Regions from separate parts of the Homo sapiens genome. Here region 1 is linked to region 2. A link is an interaction called in ENCODE POLR2A ChIA-PET data of the cell type or tissue named here. Cell type or tissue: PC-9. All regions are shown on one strand. Links, peaks and the distances in the headings refer to the core of each region. The heading gives the core; the rest is flanking DNA. Region 1 has its middle 3.7 kb from the start of LINC00842. Region 2 has its middle 50 kb from the start of ANTXRL.

Region 1 (2,903 bases), core at 179-2,678, 160 kb after region 2:
TTGGGAAGACCTGAAGGTTGGGGTGACTCTAGGGCAGAGGGGTGCAACCATCTGGATGCCTCTTCACTCACATGTTGGGCCCCTGGTGAGATGGCTGGAAGGCCAGGCTCAACTGGGACTGTCCCCTGCGCTCCTACACGTAGCTTCTCCAGCAAGGTGGCCTCAGGGTAGCAAGTGGTAGGGCTCCACCGTCTCCCAGTGGACAAGAAGGACACCACATTGCCTTCTGTGAGTTAGCGTCAGGAGTCACATGGCATCACTTCCCCGGTGCCCTATCAGTTGAAGACACCACAAGCCACCCCAGCTTCAAGGAAAGGGGACACAGACCCAATCTGTCAATGAGAAGAGTGTCAACGAATCTGGGGGCTGTTTTTAAATCCACCACAAGTGGTGCTCAGAATATTTAACAACTGGTGCAGCACAACCCACTCACCTGAATGGGTGCTGTCTGCAGGGGTGGAGCAGAGCTCGAGTAGCGGCCCCTGCAGGGCCAGGCCTCAACCCTTAGTGCTGGATGGCAGGGTGTCTGTGGGGCCCCAGGGGAGGCTCCTGGGTGTTGGGGATGCAGCAGCTATTCACCAACATGTCTTAGTCTTTTCAGACTGACATACAAAATACCATAAATAGGTGGCTTAAATAACAGACACTTATTTTGCACAGTTCTGGAGGCTGGGAAGTCTAAGATCAATTCAGTTCCTGGGGAGGGCCTCTTCCTGGCTTGCGGACGGCTGCCTTTTTGACACGTCCTCCCATGACCTTTCCTCTGTGCTTACACCTGGTCACGGGGGGAAGAGCTCTCTCTCTCTCCTGCTCTTTTCATAAGATCACTATACCATCATGAGGGCCCCGCCCTCATAACCTCATCTAATCCTAATTAGCTTCCAAAGGCTCATCTCCAAACACCAGCAAACTGGGGGTAAGGGCTTCAACAATACACAATCAGACTGTAACACAGCAAGGCAGGGGCCCTTCGGGAGTTTAACAACCTTTTAGTAGTTGTATCAGTGTGCGTCTCTTGGATCCCAGCCCTGGGTGAGAATTCTTATTCCTTTTCTTTCAGTTCAAGTCCTGCTTTGTGTGCAGACTTGCTTTCAGTTCTGAGCCATTGCCTAGCTGCTTTCTGCCAAAGCTCTTTAGAAAGGACTTAGAGGGGCCAGGCGTGGTGGCTCAGTCTGTAATCCCAGCACTTTGGGAGAACGAGGCGGGCAGATCACGAGGTCAGGAGATCGAGGCCATCCTGGCTAACACGGTGAAACCCTGTCTCTACTAAAAAATACAAAAAAATTAGCTGGGCATGGTGGTGGGCCCCTGTAGTCCCAGCTTACTCGGGAGGCTGAGGCAGGAGAATGGCGTGAACCCGGGAGGCAGAGATTGCAGTGAGCAGAGATAGTGCCACTGCACTCCAGCCTGGGTGACAGAGCGAGACTCTGTCAAAAAAAAAAGAAAAAAGAAAGAAGAAAGAAAGGAAGGAAGGAAGGAAGGAAGGACTTAGAGGATCTCTCTGCCCTGCAAGCTCCCCTGACCACTGGTTCGATGGGTTCTTTTGCAGCCCACCCCAAAACAGGCCTCATGTGGCCAAACAGGAGCCTTGAGAAGAGCTGCAGCCAAGGAAATTTGGTCAAGTCCAAGTACATGCCCAGCAAGGGGATCTGCTTAAGCAGAGTCATGAAGTTGATCATCTCCCCTGATGGGGCAGAATGGACATCACCCCCACTGCCTCCCTGCCAGCAGAGAAATGTGGGACAGGCCTGGAAGCAAGAGGTCTCCTCAGATTAGAGGGGAAGCTCTCTCTGCCTGGGGTCAGAGCTGGAGCAGCATGGGTGTAAGGGGTCACGGCCCCATGTGCTGACTCCCACCAGGTGACCCCCATGGCACCTGGGGAAGGAAGCAAAGGGGCCCTGGCCAGGACACCAGCAGCATCCACAGCACCTGCTAATCATTTTTGCTGGAGTAACCTTTTGGGCACTTCTGGTAAAGCAGACACGCTCCACAGGTGCTTTTGCAATTGCTCTTTGGAATTTGTTAAAAACACACCTATGTTTTTAAAGATAATTTGGAGTCTGCCCAGTTTAATTTCAGCATAGGGGAAAAATAAGGGAATAGTGACAAAGTTTCTTTGCTTGAGCAAACTTGAGTCAGGCTCCTGAACCTTCTAGGCTCATCTGTGTACTTTCTTGTAAAATTCAATTTGAGCAAGAATCCCACTAAGTCAATTCAGCAAGAACTCCCCTTGTTCCTATCTGACCACTCCCAATATCCGATCAGGGTCCTCATCCTCCACCTTCCCAGGTGATGTCTGGTCACCCTGGCCTTTCTTCAGCAGGTCTCCTGTTAGGTCAGTTTAGCCAGCATCACCCTCACCCCTGGCATTTCCTCTTGGTAATTTTCCATCTTTCAACTCCTACCTGCTCCATGGCTCCAAGTCTCAACTTCTCATGCTGTTTTTAGAATCAGCCTGACTGTATATTGAGGTCTCTTTTCGCTTATTGCAATAGTCCTGAATAAAATCTGGTTTTACTACTTTATCGTCTAGCTCTGGTTTTTCTTTGCCATAGGTATTCCCTACCTGTAGCCTTGCCATAGCTCTATCATCGTTGCTTTTTAATTCCCTCCAAGAGATGATATCTACATATACTCCTTCTCTATCCTCAGATCAATGTTTTGCATTTCCTAGGAGCTGAATTCCTTTTCTTCCATTGCAGCACTGGCTGGGAGAGAAGGCACAACATGGTCCAGCATACTGAGCCCCAAGTTTGTCCTGCAGCATGATTTGAGACACAGTGTTCGTGCCGCACAGAATTCTGTGAGCCGTCCAATAGCCTTTCATACATTTGTTTTCTGCTTAAACTACAGAGTAGATGCTCTTGTCAGCACCTAAGAACACCCTCTATTACACAGAACTA
Region 2 (2,903 bases), core at 274-2,773:
AGCAAGTTGAAAGCCTGGCCTTTTCAAAGAGAATTGTTAGGTTTCCCCAAGGCTGTTCTCTTGGGGGCTTAGCAGGCAGCGAATTAGATAACAATCTTTCTCAGAGCCCCTCAGCTTTCCATTTCTTAATTTGCCTAAGCTGTCCTCTGTTTCTGGAATGCTCTTCCTAACCTTGTCTGCCCAGTGAACTGCTGCTCACCTTTTCAGACTCAGCTCCAGAGTGGCCTCCTCCAGGAAGCCCCTTATCCTTGCTCCCAGCTAAAGTACCACCCTTCTTGGTCTTTCTGGTCATCTCCTGGCTGAAGGCTGAGCCTGTTGTGGGAAATGCCATGTCCTTGTAGATGTGCCTGTCCCTGCTCTGCAAGCATGAGGACTGTAACTGCATCCCCTTCAGCACCTGTGGCTGGAGGGCTGCAGCAGGCTCCCAGAATGCCAGTGGGCATATGCCACTTTGCCTCGACCTCCCCATCTGTGATGTGGTGCTGATGATGCCCACAGACCACAGCAGAGGCAGCAGCCCATCAATGCTTGTGGTTTCCCTGGCATGGGGCCTGTTCAGCTCCTTCTGTACTCAAGGCCACCCTTCCCAGGCTGCCTGGAATCCCAGGGGTCTCCTGCCAGGCCAGTCTCAGCCTGATGGTCCCAAGGAAACCCTCTATTCCTCACAGGTGTTCCCCAGAGCATGCAGACTTTGAGCTTGCTTGAACCTGTCATTCATGCAGAAAGCCTCCCCTTGGGCATGTGAGTGGCAAATGCCTCAAATGCTGGATTCCCTTACGGAGACGGTCTCTCTCTTACTGAGAGGGACCCTTCTCCCCTCTAGGCCCCGTCCTGGGATCTGCCCTCTCCTGCCCCTGCCCTGCTAGTCCCCATCCAGGATGATGCTGACTTTCCCCTTGTGCCCCCTCAGACCCTGTCCTGAGCCACCTGTGTCTACAGCTGCCTGTCCACCCTCCTCCATGCCCGATTGGGCTCCTGCCACCTTTTCAGGGATTCAGGCTTCCTTCTTAGTACAACCCAAGTGTGTCAGCCTGCTCTCCCTGGCTCCACCCATTTAGTCCTCCCAGGACCATCTTCCCTCCCAGCTCACACCCTCCAGAGAAGCTCTACACTGCTGGCAGAATCCAGTCCCTCCACCCAGCCTGCATGTCAGACCGTCCCTGCCAGGCTCCTGGGGTCTCCACACCCTGCCTTCAGGCAATCAGAGCCCAGCTACAAGAAGAACTGGCCATGCCCTGGCACCTTCCCTCGCTCCTCTGCCTTGAGGGCTCTGTTCCTCTGCCTTAAGGGCTCTGCTCCTCACCTCTCCATGTTGCACATCCAAGCCCAGCCATCATGTGCCTCAGCCTCAGCTCTGATGCTGCCTCTGACAAGCTGACTTCCCTGAAGGGGAGCACCCTGGTCCCAAAGCCCCAGAGCACTAGAGCTGAGCCTCTTTCTCTTTCTCCAGACAGCCTCTCTCTCTCCTTGCAGCACAGAGTTGGGGACTCCTTCCCATCATGAAACCCTCAACTTCCCTGCCCCAGGTCACACACCAAGTTCAAGGCTGAGCACAGAGCAAAAGCAACCAGAGAGTCCATGGGCTTGGCCCAGACCTCAGCCTGGAGGCACAGGGACAATTTCTCTCCACTTCTCCTTTGAGCCCAAGAAGTCTCAGCACCATATTCCATCTGCCACTGCCCCCTGACCACAGGCCAACTGGACCCAGAACACAGGACACTTCATCAGGATGTCTGGGCCACAGTCCCGGCCTCACAGAGGTGGCTCGTCAGGGGGGCTCAAAGCCCCACCTCACTCTTCCTGGCACCATCCAGACTATAAGGCCCAGACAAGATCTCACCTGCTGTTCAGTGCTCTCTTCTGTCCACCCAGGCCTCAGCTTCAACCCTCTTGCCTCTGAGCAATCCCTGTGTGCAGTGAGGCCATTGTGTTCAAACCTTCTTCTGGCATGGTTAGGAGGCATAGTGGGAACCAGAAAGGATAATGCCACTCCCAGAAGGAGATGGGCCCTCCTCCTGGCACTGCCAACCCAGCCTGGGGGATCTGTGCTGACATTGTGAGGGGCTGCCTGTGCTAGTTTTTGTGGGAGGGGAGGTGCCAGCTATGGGGTTCCAGGGTGCCGGGGGCCTGCTGACTGCCGACCACTCATTTCTCCCTGCCGTATATCAATTTTGACACCAGTGCTGAAGTCCTCCCAGGGACATTCCAACTTCAGACCCTGTACTGTCTTCCTTCCTTCTCCTAATGTTTGTCTTTCTTTATTTCCAGAGCTCCTCTTTCTTTTTCTAAGCTAGGCGCTTTACACACCTATTCTTCTTTACTTCTCAGAGTAAAGCCCTGCAGAAACACTGAGACACAAATAATGGGTGATCAATGCTTTTCCTGGGTTGGGGGCTAAGATGGTCATCTTTCCAGGTGTGAGGAGAGAGGGTGAGGCAAGGTGGGGACACAGCGGGCCACCTCCTCTCCACAACAGGATGAGAGATAAAGGGTAGGTTCCCCTCTCAGTATTCTCCCTGTCAAGCACTAAGAGGAGTCTGGCATGCATTTGCACAGGAGGTTCTTAGATGTGCTGGTGCTCTCCTAGTGTCCCGGACAGCTGATGAGCCAGAACTGTCCACATCCATCCTGATGCTGGAGTGGGCAACTGCCACCAGGTGCAGACCACTGGCAGACAGGCCTGGATTGGATCTGGCTATACAGGCTCACCTTGCCATTCCCTTAGCCTTGCCATAGCATAGCCTAGCATTCTTTATGTCTCCATTTCATTTTATCCTTATTTTTGAGACAAGAAAGATGAAAGTTGGAGAAGCTAAACCACTCTGAGCCATGTTCTTCTATGATTACCCTTGGAAATGCCAAAGGGGTTTCTCACTTCTCCACAGTTAGGCCCAAAACAGATT

What was found. ChIA-PET counts read pairs that join two places held together with the same protein. Peaks named below come from ENCODE experiments on the same cell type or tissue, not always from the same donor. Only the 100,000 strongest peaks of a DNase experiment are listed, where the experiment ranks them.
Region 1: POLR2A ChIA-PET joins it to region 2 with 6 read pairs; 2 of 35 experiments call an interaction of 5 or more read pairs at or near these places.

What each region holds. Positions count from the first base shown.
Region 1 is chr10:46,393,260-46,396,162 of GRCh38, forward strand. No RefSeq gene overlaps it. Among named protein-coding and RNA genes, the nearest start is that of LINC00842, 3.7 kb to the right of the region's middle. In PC-9, for the core only: no CTCF peak of the experiment used is centred there; no DNase peak of the experiment used is centred there; H3K27ac peaks cover 713 bases.
Region 2 is chr10:46,235,428-46,238,330 of GRCh38, forward strand. It overlaps the pseudogene ANTXRLP1. Among named protein-coding and RNA genes, the nearest start is that of ANTXRL, 50 kb to the right of the region's middle. In PC-9, for the core only: no CTCF peak of the experiment used is centred there; no DNase peak of the experiment used is centred there.